Regions from separate parts of the Homo sapiens genome. Here region 1 is linked to region 2. Evidence: chromatin loops called from intact Hi-C (ENCODE). Cell type or tissue: mammary epithelial cell. All regions are shown on one strand. Each heading gives the region's core, and the rest is flanking DNA. Links, peaks and the distances in the headings are about the cores only.

Region 1 (12,327 bases), core at 2,278-10,277, 210 kb after region 2:
CAGACATAATTAGTTAAGGTGAAGTCATTGCTATAGTCTGAATAGTCACCTTCTCACCATGCATATGTTGAGAGCCTGATGGCCAAGGTGATGGTATTAGGAGGTAGGGGGCCTTTGGGAGGTGATTGGATCATGAGGGTGGAGCCCTCAAGAATGGGATTAGTGTCCTCATGAAATAGACCCCTTCCAACATGTGAGGACACAGTGAGAAGGCTCTGTGAGAAATTAGGCTTTCACCAGACACTAAATCTGCTGGCACCTTGATCTTTTTTTTATTTTTTTCTCTTTTGAGACAGGGTCTTGTTCTGTTGCCTAGGCTGGGGTGCAGTGGCGCAATCTTGGCTCACTGCCACCTCTGCCTCCCCGGTTCAAGTGAATCTCCTGCCTCAGCCACCCGAGTAGCTGGGACTGTAGGTGTGCATCACCACACCCGGCTAATTTTTGTATTTTTAGTACAGACACTCTCACCATGTTGGCCAGGCTGGTCTCAAACTCCTGACCTCAAGTGATCTGCCCACCTTGGCCTCCCAAAGTACTGGGATTACAGGTGTGAGCCACCATGCCCAGCCCTGCCACCTTGACCTTGAACTTCTCAGACTCCAGAACTGTGAGAAAAAATTTCTGTTGTTTATAAGCCACCCAGTCTGTGGCATTTTGTTACGGTAGCCCCAATAATCTAAGACAGTAATAATGGAGTAGGGTGGGTCATTAATCCAATGATTGTTGTCCTTATCAAAAGACAACTTGAAGACACAGACAGAGAATGCCCCATGTGATGACCCAGGCAGAAAGTGGCATGAGATGGCTAAGAAGAGGGGAGGAAGGATTCCACCTGGAGTCTCGAGGGGGCGGAGGCCCTCTGACACTTTGATTTTGGCTGTCTAGCCTCTAGAACTGTGAGAGAATACATTTCTGCTGTTTTCAGCCCCCTAGTGTGTGGCACTTTGTTCCTGAAGCCCTAGTGCATCCTCTCCTCCATCCACTCTCCACCCCAGGTCACCAGGCTCTGATTTTGCCGCAAGAGCCTCTAAACTGGTCTCTGAGCTTCCAGTGGAGTTTCCTTTCCATTTATGCTCCATACAACAGCCTGGATGAGTTTTCTAAAGCTCAAATTACTCACCTGTTCACACACCTTTCAGTGGCTTCCCAGGACGCTAGATATAACTTCTGAATTCCCTTACCTGATACAAAAGGCCCTATGTGCCTTCCCAGCATCAACTTGTACCAGACTTTTTTTGTTGCTCTCAATGATTGCAACTCCCCCATTGCTCCTACTGTCTGACCGCTGGGCTTTTTTTTTTTTTTTAATGAGATGGAGCCTGGCTCTGTCGCCTAGGCTGGAGTGCAGTGGCGTGATCTCGGCTCACTGCAACCTCTGACTTCAGGGTTCAAGAGATTCTCCTGCCTCAGCTTCCCGAGTAGCTAGGACCACAGGTGCCCGCCACCACACTCAGCTAATTTTTGTATTTTTATTAGAGACGGGGTTTCACCATGTTGGCCAGGCTGGTCTCGAATTTCTGGACTCAAGTGATCTGCCCGCCTCGGCCTCCCAAAGTGCTGGGAATACAGGCATGAGCCATCACACCTGGCTGGACCTCTGGGCTTTGATTCCCATTCGATGTCCCTTCTCCCAAGAAGCCTCCTCCTAACAGTTAGTGCCCCTGCTATATGCTCTCTTCAAGCCCAGTTCTTACCCCATCAGAACACAGACTCCATTTATTATGATGCACACTTGCCTGTCTGTCTGCCTCCTGAATCTGTAAATTCCTCAAGGGCAGGGCAGTGTTTTCTTTAGCACTGAAACATTAGTGACCAACAGTGACTGTCCCATTTCAGGTGGTCAATTCATTGGATTTAGGGGAACAGACGGCTGACTCCTCTTACTATCTTTTTCTCCATGAGTTTCATATTTTGAAAGATTTTAGGCATTAAACACAGTTTATTAATTAAGTTAACCTTTGTGGACTTACGAGAGGATTAATGCATGGTTTTCTTTTTTCTTTTTAAAATATCGAAAACAGCTTGAAGAACCTCCAACCTGTTTTCTTTTTTGGGAAATAACTTATCACCCGGTGATCCTAGGTTTTGAATGTAGCCAATTCCCCTAGGTAAAGAAACTGAGGCCGAGAGAGGTGAAATGACTTGTCTAAGGTTTACAGTGTGTTAATAATGACACCAGGCTAAAACTCAAGTTTCCTGACTTCAAATCCAGGATTCTTTCTGCTGTTTTATAATAGACAGGGCTTCAGGAGACCTGGTATAGCCAGTTATGTGCTGGTAAATGTTTAACAACTGGCTCCATAGGAGGGAAAAAAAAGATCTTGATTTATAGCATTTGTCGATTTCTGTGGTGTAAATAACTCTACCTTGTCTAATTTCAAGCTACCTGAAGTAACTCAACATAAGGGTTGATTCAAGCAGACTCCAGCACACTGCTTAGATATAGCCCTTGATTTTAGACTTTGCAGGTTTCTGTTCTGGAGAAACTTCCATACCCTCTTTCTTTTTTTTTTTTAATTTTTAAAATTAAATTTTATTTATATTAATTTTATTTTTATTAAATAAAATTTATATTTTATTATATATAATTTATATGCTATTTTATTTATATTATATTAATTTTATTTATATTAAATTTATAAGGCATTATTCCTTAATCTTTTTATATGTTCTAGAAGAGTTTAAGCTACCTTAAATTCATATATCCTCTTTCTTAAAAATTTGTAGTGCTTGGAGACTCCCATCCCCCAGATACTGGCTGTTGCCAGAACATGCGAAACTCTTGCAGTCAGATGATGCAAAAGGCTATAAATAAAAATAAAGGATCCCAAAGGAATGACCTGCTGAAAATATGACAAGATGGAAAACTCATATAAGTAGAGAGTGCTGTTCATGGTCATGTGTTAGAACCAAAAGCCAGCGATGAACTCTGGAAAGATGAGTTAATGGAATACGAGTCCCTAAAGCATTTAGGCTGGGAGGAAGTGCCACCTCCTCTCCGTAGCTTTTCTGATTTATCTCAGGAAGAAATAATTCCTCCTTCCTTAGTAGATCCCAAATACTTACACCTCAGTTGCTTTTTTTATTTTTAGAATTGCATTGCATCTAGAATGTATTTTACAGAATACATCCAAACTCCTTAGTTTGGCAGAGAGGCCTTTTATTAAATGAATTTTCAAAGAGGTGGGTGGGACAACAGGAAGAACACAAGCTTCGGAGCTTGATTGATTCTGGGTTCAACTCCTGCTGCACTGCTTACTGCTGTGATACTTCAGGCCAGTTTCCTAACCTAGGCCTCGGTTCTTCATTCCTTTTTTCTTTTTTTTTTTTGAGACAGAGTCTTGCTCTGTTGCCCAGGCTGGAGTGCAGTGGCACAATCTTGGCTTACTGCAACCTCTGTCTCCCAGGTTCAAGCAATTCTCCTGCCTCAGCCTCCCAAGTAGCTGGGATTACAGGCGCCTGCCACCACGCCTGGCTAATTTTTTTGTATTTTTACTAGAGATGGGGTTTCACCATGTTGGCCGGGCTGGTTTTGAACTCCTGACCTCAAGTAATCCACCCGCTTCGGCCTCCCAAAGTGCTAGGATTACAGGTGTGAGCTACCGCACCTGTCCAGTTTCTTCATTCTTAAATACCTTCCTTATAAGGTTGACACAGACGGAAATGACAGAAGACATGTCAGGTGCCTAATACACCACCTGTTATGTGTTAAGGATGCAAGAAATGATCTGTTCTTTCTGTTTACTGGTGAAACATTTCCTGCTTGTTCAAATCTTTATATTTTTGGAGATGTGCTTTCCTATTAATGAGTTAGTTTATTTACACAGACTCCTAACAAATATTTAGAGCAAAATTCTCTGTGGACTGAATCTCTGATTCTGCTGTCTTTAATGTCTAGTGGTTTTATTTGTTTGTTTTTTTGAGACAGGGTCTTGCTCTGTCGCCCAGGCTGGAGTGCAATGGTGCCATCGTGGCTCACCGCAACCTCTGCCTCCTGGGTTCAAGTGATTCTCCTGCCTCAGCCTTCCGGGGAGCTGGGATTTCAGGTGCCCACCACCATGCCTGGCTAATTTTTGTATTTTTAGTAGAAATGGGGTTTCATCATGTTGGCCAGGCTGGTCTCGAACTCCTGACCTCAAGTGATCCGCCTGCCTCAGCCTCCCAAAGTGCTGGGATTACAGGTGTGAGCCACCGCACCTAGCTTAATGTCTAGTGGTTTTGCAGGACGAGGACACAGATAAATTCTTGGGCTCAGGGGTCAGGTATACCCCTTCCCAGGCAGAAAGTAAGATACCATGAAAATTGTTCTTAAATGTGATCTAAGTACTACAGGAAGGTGATGAGGGGACCTCACCAAATGCAGGATGTAACCAGAAGTGACACTGGTACCCCTGCTAAGGACTGGGCACTAATGCCATAGCATCTCCTTCAACCCTCACATTAACCCTATGGTGGTAGAATGACTCCTATTTTGCTAATGACAAAACTACATGCATTTACTCAACAATCTTCCTTGTGCACCTACTACATGCCAGGTATTTTCTAGGTGCTGGAGGTAGAGCATGGGCAAAAGGGACAAAAATCCCTGTCCCTGTGGAAGTGACATTAACAAGGTAATAAATAAGTTAAGGAAGTAAAATATAGAGCATGTCAGGTGGTGCTAAGAGCATGGAGAAAAATAAAGAAGAGTAGGAGCGTGGGGGATGCGTGAGGCTGCAATTTGATTTCTTTCTGGTTTTTTTTTTTTTTTTTTTTTTTTTTTTTGAGACAGAGTCTTGCTCTGTCACCCAGGCTGGAGTGCAGTGGCATGATCTCGGCTCACTGCAACCTTAGCCTCCCAGGTTCAAGCAATTCTCCTGCTCAGCTTCCCAAGTAGCTAGGATTACAGGCATGCACCACCATGCTCGGCTAACTTTTGTACTTTTAGTAGAGACGGGGTTTCACCATGTTGGTCAGGCTGGTCTTGAACTCCTGACCTCAAGCAATCCACCCGCCTTGGCCTCCTAAAGTGCTGGGATTACAGGCGTGAGCCACTGTGCCCAGCCTGCAATTTGATTTAAAGTGACTAGGGCGGCTGGGCAAGGTGGCTCATGCCTGTAATCCCAGCACTTTGGGAGGCCAAGGCAGGTGGATCATCTGAGGTCAGGAGTTCAAAATCAGCCTGGCCAACATGGTGAAACTCCACCTCTACTAAAAATACAAAATTAGCTGGGCATGGTGGCACATGCCTGTAATCCTAGCTACTTGGGAGGCTGAGGCAGGAGAATCGCTTGAACCTTGGAGGTGGAGGTTGCAGTGAGCCGAGATCGTGCCATTGCACTCCAGCCTGGGCGACAGAGCGAGACTCCATCTCAAGAAAAATAAATAAATAAATAAATAGAATAAATACATAAATAATTAAAGTAACCAGGAAATGTCTCATGGAGATGACCTTGGAACAAAGACATGGAGAAGGCAAGGGAGGTGGCCACGAGGATAACTTGTTCAGAAACTGACCTGGGGTTCCCAGGAATTGACAGGGCGGGTACTGGAATCTCTGTCTGGCTCTAAGGCCAGTGCTCTCCTTTCAACAAGGCTCTTTTTCAAGAAGCAGTGTCGCTGTCGTCCAAGCAGGCTGTGTGCGTGTGATGCTGTGTGCGCGCACATATGTGCTATTTAGGAATGTGTTATATTTCCATGGGTAGACCCTGTGGGGACCCAAGCTTCCCTACTGACATCTTCCAGAGGCTGAGGCCTCACATTGTTGGTTTTCATGGAAACTTGGCAACTTTCTAGTTATCCCGCCCTGAGCCCTGCACCACATTCCAATGGTTTTATTTGTGTGCCTTGGAGCTGTGCCAGGGCTGGGCCTGGGACAGGTTGCCATGGCGACCTCCCCACTCTTTCCAGATAAGAATTTCTCAAGGATGTTGACGTTGGGCCTGAAATAGTTCTACCCTGCTCTCAGCCCGTAGGAGGATGAACTTTGGCATGGAGAACTGAGTTAGGAAACCTACTCATTCCCTCAGTCTTTCAATTTGTGTACACTGAATCCTGGGTAAGAAAGACTTCTCGGGAGGGTACTCCAGGGCCCCCCAGCTTTAGGATTGAGGATGGCTTTGCTTAGGTACTAGAAGAGCTTCTTTCAGTTTTTCCATTCCAGTTGTTATATTCAGTGCTTGCCTTTGAGAGCCCTGCTAACATAAGATATTTTTTTTTCTTTTTTTTTCGAGATGGAGTCTCGCTCTTGTCATCCAGGCCGGAGTTCAGTGGTGCGATCTCAGCTCACTGCAACCTCTGCCTCCGAGGTTCAAGTGATTCTCCTTCCTCAGCCTCCCGAGTAGTTGGGATTACAGGTGCCCGCCACCATGCCCAGCTCATTTTTGTATTTTTTTAGTAGAGATGGGGTTTCACCATGAGAGCCAGGCTGGTCTCGAACTCCTGACCTCAAGTGATCTGCCCGCCTCAGCACCCCAAAGTGCTGGGATTATAGGTGTGAGCCACTGTGTCCAGCTTTTTTTTTTTTTTTTGAGATGAAGTCTTGTTGTGTGGCCCAGGCTGGAGTGCAGTGGTACAATCTTGGCTCGCTGCAACCTCTGCCTCCTGGGTTCAAGCAGTTCTTGTGTCTCAGCCTCCCTTGTGGCTGGGATGATAGGCATGTGCCACCACGCCCAGCTAATTTTTGTATTTTTAATAGAGACGGGGTTTCACCATGTTGCCGAGGCTGGTCTTGAACTCCTGGACTCAAACAATCCTCCTGCCTTGGCTTCCCAAAGTGTTGGGATTACAGGTGTGAGCCACTGCACCTGTCCTGAAAGAACAACTGTCACTGGGAATTTGCTTTCAGAAAGAAAAAATGTCAGTGTTCATGCCTTTAACTCAAAATAATTCTTAAGCCAAAATAGCATATTTTGGGGTGGCGTATTCTTCCGCCCTTCACTTTTTTTCCCAGTAAATATTATTTTGAGTGAATAAAGTGACTCATCCAAAAATTCTTTTTTTTTTTTGATGACTTGTCCAAATTCACTGCATCAGTTATCTATTTCTGTATAACAAAACACTCTTGGATTTAGTGGCTTATGACAACACTGTCTTATTTGTTTATGATTCTGTGGGTCAGCTATTTGAGGTGGGATGGATGGTTCTTCTCCTGGTCTTGGCCGAGACCACTTGCAACTGCAGTCGGCTGGGGGTTTGGCTGGGAGCTGGTTGATCTGGGGCCTCAGCCAGGGTATGTTTTTGCTCCTTGTGGTCTTACGTCCAACAGGCTAGTGTCCTGGGCTTCTTTCTGAGAAAGTGAGGCTGAGGGCCTCTTCAGGGGCAGATCCTGAAGCAGTTCTAGGGGTCTTCTCTAAAGAAAATAAAAGCCATTAATATGAAATTAGGTCCAGAGCCTTGGAAGAGGCCGGTGCAAGTAAAGGGCCCAAAGCTTGAGCTGCAGGAGCCTCCCAGAACATCCGCCTTTGGTCTTCTCTGCTCTTGGATCCTCAGTGAGACTTGATGGGGTCTGACATCATTCTTACCCTTGAGAATGGGCCAGGGAACTAGCATGACATGGAACAGGGCCTCTTCTCAGTGACACACCTAAGAACCCTCTCCCTCCTCCCCAACTTGCCCCTCTCCTCTCAATCTTGAAGCTGCTATTGCTGTACTTCATCACGCTGAATTTATTGAGACACAAACTTTTATCAGGCTTTAGATTTTATTTTATTTTATTTTTTTTGAGATGGATCCTCACTCTGTCACCCAGGCTGGAGTCCATCTTGGCTTACTGCAACCTCCACCTCCCGGGTTCAAGCAATTCTCCCACCTCAGCCTCCCGAGTAGCTGGAATTTCAGGCGAGTGACACCACATCTGGTTAATTTTTGTATTTTTAGTAGAGATGGGGTTTCACAATGTTGGCCAGGATGGTCTGGAATTCCTGACCTCAGGTGATCCGCTCGCCTCGGCCTCCCAAAGTGCTGGGATTACAGGCATGAGCCACTGGACCCCGCCAGATTTTATTTTATTTTATGAGTCAGGATCTCAATGTGTCGCCGTTGGAGTGCAGTGGCGCGATCATGGCTCATGCAGCCTCAAACTCTCCATCTCAAGTGATCCTCCAACTTCAGCCTCCTAAATAGCTAGGACTGTAGGTACTCCACAAATGCCTGGTGAATTTTTGTTTACTTTTTGTAGAAACAGAGTCTCACTATATTGCCCGGGCTGGTCTCAAAACTCCTGGATTTAAGTGATCCTCTCCTTGGCTTCCCAAAGCTCTGGGATTACAGATGTGAGCCACTGCCCCTGGCCTAGGCTTTAGATTTAAAAATTCAACTCCTGCCCCTATTTCCCCCCACAAATATGCTCTCTGGCATAAATTTCAAAGGTCTATTTGAAACTCAAAAGCTAAGAATGGACTCTTTGTTCTGCTGTATCCCCCATCACTTCCTGAGGGAATGAGCTTCAAATGTCCTACCTGCTTCCCAAATGGGCGGAAAGATTCAGGAACAAAGCCCACATTAGATAACAGTATAAAATAGCTTCCGGCTGCATGGTTAGAACTGTTTATTTACACAGGTTTAGGAGCACCAGGTGAAAAATGTGAGCTTTGCCCTCACTTGGGGTTCAAATTTACCTGGGCATGTTTGGTGGGGGATGGAACCACACCGTAGGTGCAATTGTGTTCCAGAGAGAGAGGCGACAATGGAGAAGAAGGAATACACCATGCTAGGCTCAGACGTGGGGCCTTGGGTGGGATGTAGGCAGTGGCTCTTTGCACGGGGTGTGGCTATAACTGGGACCTCCAGGTGGTGGCTCATGGTTGCACTGGGGAAGTAAACTAATCTAGGCATAAAAGTTGATGAAGCTGTAGCACCAGGAGTCCAAGCTGTGAAGGAAGTTGAGTCCTTCCTCCGCCAGCAGCAGACTGTGAGCTGCAGAGTCAAATATGTAAGTAGCAATTATTGGTGAGGCTGTTGGCAGCTCATGGACAAGAACAGAGGTTGTTGGCAGGCAGGCAAATAGCAAGGGCAAGGTCAGTGGCCCTGGTTGGGTTCTGGGTCTGGTGTGATGGTAGTGAGAACTGCAAGAACTCTTTTCACCTAATGACTCCAAACTCCTGTGCTAAGAGATTTGACCAGCCCTAGCATGGCTTCTAGCAGCCTAAGGTGGCATCTCTGGGACCATCCAGCCCCCTTTTAAGTTCCTGTCTGTAAAATCTCCGGGCTGTCAAAAGAATTAACTGTTTGTTGCAGCCAGCACCTAACATAGACCCCTGACCTCCCTTTTGCAAAGCATTCATGCAAAGGGCTTCCTATTGAGACTCCTTCCTCTGCCCCTTTGAGATGTGTGTCTATCTCCTACAACTTACCTTTCTCAAAGACCTGAAAGCCATTCCTTTGAAATGTGATTATCAGGAGGGCCTCTGTCTCCCAGTCTCTGTGGGAGGACAGAATCCCGACCTTGTTGATCACCAGCTAGCAGACACAGCTGGCCGACTGCATTTTCACTTGATCATTTTTCCCTTTAGTCCCTGCTTGCCTCCACCCACTCCCACTCCCACTCCCACTCCCATTCTCCCTTTAAAATGCTGTCACCTCTGGGTAAACCAGAAGAGAGCTCAGCTCCTTTCCCTACTGCCCCTCATTACTGCATATAATCTGTTTTCACTGCTTTAACTAGTGTCTGGCTTGTTTTTCTTTGACAGTTGCTCAGGGGTTAGAAATGGCCCTCCTGGGCAACTCAAAGCTGCAGCATGCATGAGGGGTGAATCAGAGGAGAACTGGTATCCAATCAGGTGATGGTGACAGGGTGGAGCGGTGACCTATGAGCAGGAGTGGTCTGGCCAGCATTGAGGATATATTAGGGACCACAACTGGGGCACATGGTGGTTTTTGTCCAAGAGAGACAGCCAAGTGTACAGCCTGAAGCAAATTGATGTGGGCAGAGAGCATGGGAGTCACCTCCCCGAGTAGTCCTGCAGACATACAAGGGGGGCAGGAGACCCAGAAAGGAGGCATCCTGCTCATTTGGCATCCTGCTCTTTTTTTTTTCTTTTTTTGAGATAGAGTTTCACCTTGTAGCCCAGGCTGGAGTGCAATGGTGTGATCTCAGCTCACTGCAACCTCAGCCTCCTGGGTTCAAGTGATTCTCCTGCCTCAGCCTCCCAAGTAGCTGGGCTCATAGACATGCGCCACCACACCTGCTTAATTTTGTGTTTTTAGTAGTGATGGGGTTTCACCATGTTGGTCAGGCTGGTCTTGAATTCCTGACCTCAGGTGATCTGCCCGCCTCGGCCTCCCAAAGTGCTGGGATTACAGGCATGAGCCACCACGCCTGGCCTCATCCTGCCCTTTTACATGTCAGCTGTTGAGTCCACAGTCTTTCTGTCAATCAGAACTTATTTGTGTACATAAACCACAGATAAAACTCTCTGTGTACTATCGTGGCAATGCTTGGAGATCCCTGTTCACCCAAGAATCTCTTTATTGGGACCATTTATCACAGTCATTATCATTGACCACGTGAATGAGATAATTATTTTGTCTTCTTCCTGCAGGATGGAAAGTTTCCTTTTGAGAGGAGAAAAAAATGGTGAAAAGAAAATTCTAGCAAATAAAAAATGATTTGCAAGGCTTCTCCTGTACTTGCTAAGTAAGTAAGGGGGCTCTTTGGATGACCTCAGACTTTTGGGAAATTGAGAAAGCATATTCCACAGCAGCAGTCCCATGTGGGGGTAGGAGTGGGGTGGCAGAGGGGCAGGGAAGAGAGCTAGAAATGGGGCACGAGGCTGAGGACCCAGGACAGAAAAACTCTGCACCTGCCCCTTTAGTGACCAAGAGTGAATTTCAAACCTAGATTTTGAGTGACAGTAAATTTATATAAATATTTTGAGGCCGGGCACGGAGGCTCACGCCTGTAATCCCAGCACTTTGGGAGGCCGAGGTGGGTGGATCATGAGGTCAGGAGATGGAGACCATCCTGGCTAACACGGTGAAACCCCGTCTCTACTAAAAAATAGAAAAAATTAGCTGGGTGTGTTGGTGGGCACCTGTAGTCCCAGCTACTTGGGAGGCTGAGGCAGGAGAATGGTGTGAACCTGGGAGGCAGAGCTTGCAGTGAGCCAAGATCATGCCACTGCACTCCAGCCTGGGCGACAGAGCGAGACTCTGTCTCAAAAAAAAAAATTTGAAACAAGGTCTTTGCTTTGTTGCCCAGGCTGAAGTGCAGTGGCATGATCACAACTCACTGTAGCTTTGACCTCCTGCGCTCATGCAATACACCTACTTCAGCCTCCCAAGTAGCTGGGACTGCAGGCTCCCCCCACCATACTCGCTTAATTAAAAAAAAAAATTTTGTTGAGATAGGGTCTTGCTATGTTGCCCAGGCTGGTCTGAAACTTGTAGACTCAAGTGACCCTCCTACCTCGGCCTCCCAAAGTGCTGAGATTATAGGCGTCAGCCACTGTGTCTGGACAACAGTCAATTTTTATATGTGGACTTAAAGTTTGCTATATTATTTGAAGTCAATTATGTTTCCTTCTATAACTTTGGGTTGAGGTCAAGCATTGTTGCTCCAGATTTTTTTCCAGATAAGTGGAGTGGGGTACATGCTAAAAGAATTGGGGTTCCCCAGAAGCAAATGGTACTTACCTGACACAAAGGCTTTAGCTAGATCTGTTTAGCCACCTCCAACCTTTCTTTGAAAGTAAACTTTTTTATTTTTAGATTTCTTCTTTTTACAGACACCAGTGTTACTTGCCATTTTTTAAAAAGTTAAATTTTTTTTTTTTTTTTTTAGCACAGATGAGGTCTTACTACATTGCCCAGGCTAGTCTTGAACTAATAGGCTCAAGTGATCCACCTGCCTTGGCCTCCCATATTTTTAGATTTTAAAATACTTTTAGGATTTAGGCTGGGCGTGGTAGCTCACACCTATAATTCCAGCACTTTGGGAGGCCGAGGAGGGCAGATCACCTGACGTCAGGAGTTCAAGACCAGCCTGGCCAACGTGGTGAAACCCCGTCTCTACTAAAAATATAAAAATTAGCCGGTCATGGTGGTGGGCACCTGTAATCCCAGCTACTTGGGAGGCTGAGGCAGGAGAATCACTTGAACCCGGGAGGCGGAGGTTGCAGTGAGCCGAGATCACGCCACTGTACTCCAGCCTGGGCACTAGAGTGAGACCCTGTTTAAAAAAAAAAAAAAAAAGATTGAGTGAAAGAAGCAAGATACAAGAGAGCAATACTGAGTGATTCCTTTCATATGAAGTGTGAGAACAGGTAGAAACTAATTTGTGGTTGTGAAAATTAGAACAATGGTTGCCTCTGAAGGGGATTGACTGGTGTGTGGCATGGAGGAAACGTT
Region 2 (9,055 bases), core at 1,056-9,055:
ATCTACCCACCTGCCTACATCTGGGCCTACAGACCCACTGTCCCTCATGCTGCCTGAGATGGACCCTGAGCTCCTAGCCAAGGCCAACCCCTCCACCTTGGCGTGAGGCCCATTCCCACCTGCTTCAGGATGTGCTCCAGTAAGTCTCTCCCTCTCTGCTGCAACCTGTTACTCCCCTCCACTGGGTCATCTTCACACAGCCTGCGATCTCTCCCATCTTTTACAAACCTTTTTGGAACCCTCTAACCTCCAATTTCTTTCCCCCCATTCAAAGCAAAGTCCCTCAAAAGAGCTGTTCCCATTTAACATCTACCATTCTCATTTGAACCCATTCGAAACAGGTTTGCGTCCCCACAACTCCTCCACTGAAACAGCTCTAGTCAAGGCCACTGGTGGCCTCCATGTAGCTAAGTACAAAGGTCAAGTCTCTTCATCTTTGCACTTGACTAGCCGCATCATCTTGGACACCTTCTCCATGTGGCTTCCAGGGCTCCACATCCCTTGGTTTTCCTCCTAGTGCTCTAGCCTCTCCTGAGGCCTCGATCCAGTCTTTGCTGGCTCTTCCTCACCTCCCTGATCTCGGTTGGAGCCCTTACTGCTCATTCCTCAGACAGCTTCTCTATCTCCACTCACTCCCAGTTAACTGCACCCAGGTTAACACACCTGCCTATAGATGTCTCGAGCTTCACAGATCAGAACACGAACTGCTGAGATCCGGTCACGCACCTCTGCCCTCCAGGCCTCCTTGCCATGTCTCTCACCTGGATTGCTGTAGGCTCCAAACTGGTTCTTCTCTCTACAGTGTATTCTCTACACAGCACCCAGAGGAGCCTCTTTTTTTTTTTTGATAAGAAGTCTCACTCTGTTGCCTAGGCTGGAGTGCACTGGCGCCATCTCAGCTCACTGCAAATCACTGCAACCTCCACCTCCCGGGCTCAAGTGATTCTCATGCCTCAGCCTCGCAAATAGCTGGGATTACAGGCTCACGCCACCACGCCCAGCTAATTTTTATATTTTTAGTTGAGACAGGGTTTCACCATGTTGGCCAGGCTGGTCTCAAAACTCCTGACCTCAAGTGATCCACCTGCCTCAGCCTCCCAAAGTGCTGGGATTACAGGTGTGAGCCACTGTGCCCAGCCGAGGAGCCTCTCAAACGGAACATTTCAGATCATCTCCCTCCCCGCCCCTGCTCAAGACTCTCTGTTAGCTTCCCAGCTCAGTCTGAAAGAGTCAAAGTCCTACAAGGCCCCCGATCTGGCCTTCCTCTAACCCTGACATCTCTGCCCCCCTCTCCTCAGTCACACTGCTCCCGCCACATGCCTCCTCCTGATCCCTGAACACAGCAAGCACACTCCTCCCTCAGGGCTCTGCGCCTGCTTTCCTGGGTGGGGCTCCCTTCCCTCCCCCTCCCTGCTAGGGATCCGCAGGGCTCACTCCCTCGCTTCCCTCAGGTCTCTCTCAAATGCTACCTTCTGAGTGAGGCCACTCTACAGAAAGGCCTGGCACTGCCTTAACCTGCTTCATTTTTTCTCCACAGTGTTTATGAACACCTGGCCTGCTGTATGTTTGTTTATTTATTATCTGTCTCATAGTACTAGAGTGTCAGCCTCATGAGGGCAGAGACTCTGTTTTGGTCACAGCTGAATCCTTAATGCTGAGAACAGTGCCTAGCACACTAGGCACCGTTAGGTTAGGTTTTAATAGGTGAATAAATGGTCTTACAATGTGCTATTTACACGCCTGTAATCTTCCATCTGTCTTCCCCACCCACCATAACATGAGCTCCCAGAGGGCAGGGATTGGGTCTTGTTACCATTGTCTAAGTCAGCACTTAACCTGGCACATCGATCCATATTTCCGAAGTAACTGATGGAAGAGGGAGGTCAGAGGAAGCTACTGCCAGACGTCACACAGCTCAACCTGTTCCCTGATAAATTTTCAAAAAGGGGATTCTGAGATATCACTGCCATGAAACAGAGAAGCACAGAGGAGCAGGAGTGTCCTGAGCGTGATCAGGATGAAGTTTTGCCTCAGACTCACCTCAGCTGTGCAGAATTCCCCTTTACCTGCCTGGCAAGGCATAGGAGAGGAAGTCACTCTTCCTGTCTGCCTGGCTGGGAAACGCATGAGCTGAAGGAAAGCCCAGGAACCAGGGCAGGGTATCACAGTAAGCTGAAAAATGAGGAGACCACAGAACTACGAACCTTAACCTTGACAGCCACAACTCTGAGGAAACCGACCCAGAACATAACAGACTCACCTGGCTTAGACACGAACCTCTAGGGGATAATTGAGAGGAAAAAAAAAGTGGCTGGAACTGCCATCACTATCCTAGAGATGGAAGGTTAGGCCAATGCTACAGCAAGGTAGCTGTGGTCAGACACTAAGAATGCTCCTTCTATCTGGCTGCCAGCCAATGGATCTCCATTCTGGACCAGCCCACGAGAAGCAAACCTCAAAGGAAACTAATCTGAGGTCTTAGCTCAATCTGTGGGGAACGGCATTAAAGCCTCTCCCTCTGAGTGACCTCTGCTAGCTTCTCTACCTCCTGCTTCCTCATCTGCTTCTGCTACACACCCGCACACTGAAAACCCTGTATATTGTATGAGTCCTCCCTGAACCCCACATCAGTCCTGAGGTGCAATTCTGCCTAGTCATCTTTCCTCTTCCCTCAACAGCAGCTTACTTTATGTTCTTCAAGCTTCACTGAGGCCTCTTTTGCAAATCCTCCCAGATCTCCTCAGCTGGGATGGGGCCCCTCTAGGCTTCCTGAGCCCCATGCTTCCTCCCTTCATGGCATCTGTCATAATGCAGTGGGATTGCCATGTAACTCCCTTGACTGTCTCCCCAACACAGAGCTGTACACTTCACATCTGGGCAGGGTCACCATGACTGTGTCCACCATTGCCAGCTTGGAACCTGGCATACTGGCATCAGTAAATGTTTGCTGAAAGAATAAATGATAACAAGCTGTCCTGCCCACCGTGACCTTTGGGAGAATGGGCATATGCTTTTGATTACCTGCAGGGCCATCAAGGTGTTGGCCAGGGCTTGACCATAGGTGTCATGGCAGTGGACAGCCAGGGCAGCCAGAGGCACTTCCTGCATGACAGCAGATAGCATGTCTTTCATGATCCCTGGGGTGCCCACACCAATGGTGTCCCCCAGGGAGATCTCGTAGCAGCCCATTGAGTAGAACTTCTTGGTGACCTAAGGAAGCAAGCAGGCACTTGGAGGATACAGAATCCACCAGCCAGGGGATCCATGCACTCAGAAGAGGGGGCCTTTGCCTGGGCAGAACACTTCTGGGTATGACGCACTCAGTTCCTACTGGATTACATGCTCCTCACCACTCCAACTGGGAATGATGATCCTCAATCTATGATCAGGAGACTGAGGCGTAAGGGGCAGAGCCAGCCGCTGGAGCCAGCCCACAGTCCTGAAGCTCCAACCCCCGTGCTTTCCTCCCTACCTGTGCCCCTCAGACTTCAGTCTCACTTACGGCTGTCACATCATACTGTCAGACCCAGGTGCTGGAATCAGTGAAGTTGATTCCTTCCATGTCGTTTTATCCTCAGCAATAAAATCCATGAAATCATGGGTCTGAGATGCTAGTTATATTTTTTTTCTTTTTTTTTTTTTTTTTTTGAGACCGGGTCTCACTCTGTCATTCGGCTAGAGTGCAGTGGTGTGATCTCGGCTTACTGCAACCTTGGCCTCTCAGACTCAAGCAATCCTCCCACCTCAGCCTCCCAAGTAGCTTGGACCATATGTATAAAAATGTATATATTTTACATATATATATTTTTTGAGACAGAGTCTCACTCTGTCGCCCAGGCTGGAGTGCAGTGGCACAATCTCGGCTCACTGCAAGCTCTGCCTCCTGGGTTCAAGTGATTCTCCTGTCTCAGTCTCCCAAGTAGCTGGGATCATAGGCACCTACCACCACGCCCCACTATTTTTTGTATTTTTAGTAGAGACGGAGTTTCACCATGTTGGCCAGGCTGGTCTTGAACTCCTGACCTCAGGTGATCCACATGCTTCGGCCTCCCGAAGTGCTGGGATTACAGTCATGAGCCACCATACCCGGCCAATCAATAGTCCATATATATATATATATATATATTTTTTTTTTTTTTTTTTTAGATGGAGTCTCCCTCTGTTGCCCAGGCTGGAGTGCGGTGGCGCAATCTCAGCTCACTGCAAGCTCCGCCTCCCGGGTTCACGCCATTCTCCTTTCTCAGCCTCCCGAGTAGCTGGGACTACCGGCGCCCACCACCACCCCCGGCTAATTTTTTGTATTTTTAGTAGAGACGGGGTTGCACCATGTTAGCCAGGATGGTCTCGATCTCCTGACCTTGTGATCTGCCCATCTCAGCCTCCCAAAGTGCTGGGATTACAGGCGTGAGCCACCGTGCCCGGCCAATAGTTATATTTTTTAATAGAGGTACATCACTATTTAAATTTTTGGAAGCCCATTTGCACATCTCTAAAACCACTGCAAAATGGGTCCATATTGGAATAGGTCCAATATGGGTCCAATTGGAATAAGCCATACTGGAATAGGGTGGGCCCCTAATCCCATACGACTGGTGAACTTAAAAAAAGATGGCCTCACCCAAGGAGCTGCTGCCCACACGGGGCTGCTGGACAAGGTGCAGAGGGATGTGGCAGGGAAAGGGGACCAGAAGACACCAGTGATCTGCTAAATAAATGAAATGGTGACGTCGCTTCCCCAGTGGCCCTGCAGAGTGTGGGGCGGCAGTGGCTGGCCTTTAGGGGGCAGCAGGGTGCAGGGGAAGGAGCAGGCCTTTGAAGTCACGAGATGCTGGGTTAAAGTCCTAGTTCTGCTGTTCACTAGCTGTGGGCCTTGGCAAGCAACTTCACTTTTCTGAGCTTCAATTTCTGCTTCTGAAAAATGGTGATGACCCTTTGGTCATACGGCAAGGATTGTGGCAACTGAGGCTAAGACCTGGAGCAGGGCAGCTGCTCTCAAGAAACAGTTGCTACTGTTACCATTCCACCTATCTGGATGCCACAAAGTATCCTGGGAAGAAGTGGGCTTTGGAGAGAGAAAAAATGGGGTTTGATACCTGATTTCACCATTTGTAACCTGTGTGGCAAGTTATTTAGTGTCAGTTTTCTCAACTGTAAAAGGGAATAATAATACCAAATTTGCACAGTGGTTTTGAGGACTAAATGACATAAGTTCTTGGGCTGGTCAAACTCAATTCCCATGCCATGTTCTTCTCAGTGTTGACCTGGTGACTGTTCAGAGGACATCAGGGTTGTGGCCTTTCAATCACTACAAGGAACTATGGGAACTCCTGGGTAAGGAGCCCCTCCTCAGAGAATCACCTCAACGACCAGACTGGAAACTGAATTGGAGGTTTTCAGGCTGGATAGAGGCCAGGGGCTTCAAGGACTACATGTTCGGCTAGGAGGGGGGCCTCTAGGGAGCAAGTGCAGGGCTGTGCTCACAGCAGGAGCTTAATGAAGGAGCTGGGTGAATGAATGAAGTCAGGAACCTGCCAGAAAGGGTGGGGAGAGGAACCTATGCGCTCAGGGGCAGACAAGGTGGCCAACCCTCACCAAACCCCCCGCCCTGACACATGCACACACCTCAGCTACTTTAGCTGGGGAGATCTTCCCTTCATAAGGGCAGCCAAGAGCACAGGAGACGTACCTGTGGGAAGACAGGGGAGGAATGAGGTCAGTGTCCTGAGCTTTTTGGCTAGCAGAACTGAGGCAGGGCTGTTTAACACACATTTCTGATCAGTGTGCAATCAACACCTGCAGCTGGGCGGAGTAAGGGCAGGGATGGTACAATTCAGTGCCAGGAGGAGGCAGTAGAGAGCAATGGCAGGGAACTGGGGGACAATGGACCTACAATTGAGGAAGCAGAAGTTGCACAGGCCTCAGGAGAGGCAGCCAAGGATTTACAATAAGCGGAGGAGGAGCTAGAGAGGGCAAGGAGAGTAAGCAGCTGGGTTGTAAGGTGGGGAGATGGAGCAAAACTACGTGCCAGAGGAGCTGGGGCCAGTACTCCAAAAGGAGACCAAAGACTGGGTAAAACCAAACTCAGAACAAGAGCTGAGTTGGATATGAGTCAGTAACAGGCTGGGCTGGCCTGAGGACCAAGGGATGAGCTGCCCCAGTGAGATGCTAGAGGATTCATTCATTCATTTATTCACCTGATGTTTACTGAGTTGCCTGCTATGTGCCAGGCACTGGCACAGAGCAGTGGGCAAGACTGATAAGGTTCCTGCCCTCTCAGAGCTTATCTCAAGTTAGGGAGATGGCCAATAAAAAAGCAACCAAGTAAGTAATGGAGAAAATCTCAGAAGTGATGTGCCACAGAGGAAAGATGGGAAATGATAGGAACAAGTGGAGGAGGCCAACTAGTGAGGGTCCAGGAAAGATCCCTCTGAGGACAGGATGCTGGAGCCGAGAGGAGCCGGGGGTGGTCTGTGAGAAGAGCATTCCAGGCAGAGGGAAGACCTGGGCAAAGCCCTGAGACAGAAGAGCCAGGCATGCTCCAGACAGAACAAAGGACAGCTGAGGCAGACAGAGCAAGGGGAAAGGAAGTATGAGATGAGGAGGTCAGCAAGGTGGGCACAGGTCTGATCATGGGTCTTAGGGCTATGGTAAGGAGGGTGGATTTGGGATGTAGGTGACTTCTATTCCCACCTGCCCTTTTGGGAGCTGTCTTTAAAACCCTTTAGAGTCAAGCAAATTCTGCATATTAAGAGGCATAATAAATGTTCAACAGATAAATAATTTCAGACTCAAAGATCTCAGTGTACTTTTCCATTTTGATGCTCCCACTTATTCTCCAACCACTGCTGAGCAAGAAAAAGGTAAGAGAGATGCTTAGAAAGACACAGATCTGGGAGTTGGGCCAATGTTACTGGAGCACCTGCTTCCCCATTCATCCACCTGCCCGTCAGTGACTGAGTGCCCACTGTGGCTAGGCCCCAAGCTGGGAGAGTGGAGCACCCCAGGGACTGGGAGAGATGTGGGCTTTGCCCTCATGGAGTGCACGGTCTAGTGGGGTGGGGCAGGGAGGGAATTTAACAAGCAGCTAAGTGCTACATTTAGAGGATGTCCCGACACCATGGGGTCCCAGAGAAGGGCACTAACTCCAGCTGAAGGACTGGAGCAGCTTCTCAGAGGAACTGACTCCCACAAGAAGACCTGAAGGATGAGCAGGAGTTATCCCCGAGAAGCATGATGTGGAGGAAGTGTTCTTTATTTTTTGGAGACAGAGTCTTACTCTTTCACCCATGCTGGTGTGCAGTGGCATGATTTTGGCTCACTTCAGCTTGGACCTCCCAGGCTCAGGTGATCTTCCCACCTTAGCCTCCTGAGTAGCTGGGACTACAGGCACATGCAACCACACCTGGCTTTTTTTTTGTAGAGCTGGGGTTTCACCATGTTGCCCAGGCCCAAGCCAGTCACAAACTCCTGGGCTGAAGCAACCTGCCCACCTTGGCCTCCCAAGGAAGGTTGTTCTGAGTCTAGAGAGAGCACGTGCAAAGGCCCAGAGGCAAGAGTGGAGGCATGTGACAAACAGAAAGAAGTTCCAGTTGGGCTGGAGTGTACCATGAAGAGGAAGCAGGGGCCAGAAGGGAACTTGAACGGTACGGCTACAGAAAAGAGCCGGGACCAAATCATGCAGGGTTTGTAAACCTCATTAAAAAGTCTGCACTTGATTAGTCACTGAAAGCTTTTTAACCAGGAGGGATGTGATCAGATGTGCACTTTTGTGGGGTTTTTTTGGTTTTTGTTTTTGAGACAGAGTCTCACTCTGTCACCTAGGCTGGAGTGCAGTGGCGTGATCTTGGCTCACTGCAACCTCTGCCTCCTGGGTTCAAGTGATTCTCCCGCCTCAGCCTCCTGAGTAGCTGGGATTACAGGTGCATGCCACTACGCCCGGCTAATTTTTGTATTTTTAGTAGAGATGGGGTTTCCCCATGTTGGCCAGGCTGGTTTCAAACTCCTTACCTCAGGTGATCTGCCCGCCTCGGCCTCCCAAAGTGCTGGGATTACAGGCATGAGCCACCATGTTCAGCCCAGATGTGCACTTTTCAACGATCATTCTGGCTGCAATGTTTTTTTTTTTTTTTTTTTTTTTTTGAGATGGAGTTTTGCTCTGTCACCCAGGCCGGAGTACAGTGGTGTGATCTCGGCTCACCACAACCTCCGCCTCCCAGATTCAAGTGATTCTCCTGCCTCAGCCTCCCAAGTAGATGGAATTACAGCTAATTTTTGTATTTTTAGTAAAGACGGGGTTTCTATCCACTACCACGCCCAGCTAATTTTTGTATTTTTAGTAGAGATGGGGTTTCACCATGTCGGCCAGGCTGGTCTTGAACTCTTGACCTCAGGTGATCCACCTGCCTTGTCCTCCCAAAGTGCTGGGATTACAGGTGTGAGCCACCATGCCCGGCCTCTGGCTGCAATTTGCACAGCAGTGTGACCTTACAGTAGAGTATTCGCCCTTCCTGGGCCTCGGTTTTGTAATTTATAAAGTGAGGATAACCTACTCCCTGCTGGGCTATTGTGAGGTTTCAATTATTATAGATAATACACACACAATGCCTGGAACCACTGATATTAGAGATGTGATGTTGGAAACATAGAAGCCTAGGTAATTCTCCAGGGATGTGTGAAGAGCTAGTGATAAAGCCAGGACTCAACTGACCTCCACAAACCCGTTAGTGTCCTGTCCTGCTAGATTCCTTTAGCATGATAGCAGTGGTGCTATCATGGCTCACTGCAGCCTCAAACTCCTGGTCTCAAGCCATCCTCTGCCTCAGTCTCCCAAGTTGCTAGGACTACAGGCGCATGCTATCATGGCTAGCTGGTAAACTGACCCAAAATTCAGGTTTGAGAGAAAGTACTTCCTAGGATTTCTTCTGACCACACTTATTTGGGAAAAGATGTCTAGGTGTGGAGCTCAGGCTGCCCCCACCCAGGATAAGAAGTTTGTGGCAGGAGGACCACTTGAGTCAGAGTCTAGCCCCATTCCAGAACGGTACAGAGGAAAGGA

The links. Peaks named below come from ENCODE experiments on the same cell type or tissue, not always from the same donor. Only the 100,000 strongest peaks of a DNase experiment are listed, where the experiment ranks them.
Region 1: it touches region 2 in a loop (4-fold over the local background); 16 of 110 quality-filtered maps call a loop at or near these places.

What each region holds. Positions count from the first base shown.
Region 1 is chr1:24,013,147-24,025,473 of GRCh38, forward strand. It overlaps LOC105376863 (a long non-coding RNA gene), which reads left to right. Exons shown (of 3, transcript XR_947072.3): 2 at 10,521-10,615. Among named protein-coding and RNA genes, the nearest start is that of SRSF10, 39 kb to the left of the region's middle. In mammary epithelial cell, for the core only: no CTCF peak of the experiment used is centred there; DNase peaks (open chromatin) are centred at 5,855 and 9,745; H3K27ac peaks cover 2,312 bases.
Region 2 is chr1:23,805,114-23,814,168 of GRCh38, forward strand. It overlaps HMGCL (3-hydroxy-3-methylglutaryl-CoA lyase), which reads right to left. Exons shown (of 9, transcript NM_000191.3): 6 at 5,623-5,686; 7 at 3,022-3,210. Among named protein-coding and RNA genes, the nearest start is that of GALE, 8.9 kb to the left of the region's middle. RefSeq lists an enhancer at 4,885-4,934 and a silencer at 5,722-5,927. In mammary epithelial cell, for the core only: CTCF peaks have their summits at 4,771 (motif pointing right) and 5,843 (motif pointing right); no DNase peak of the experiment used is centred there.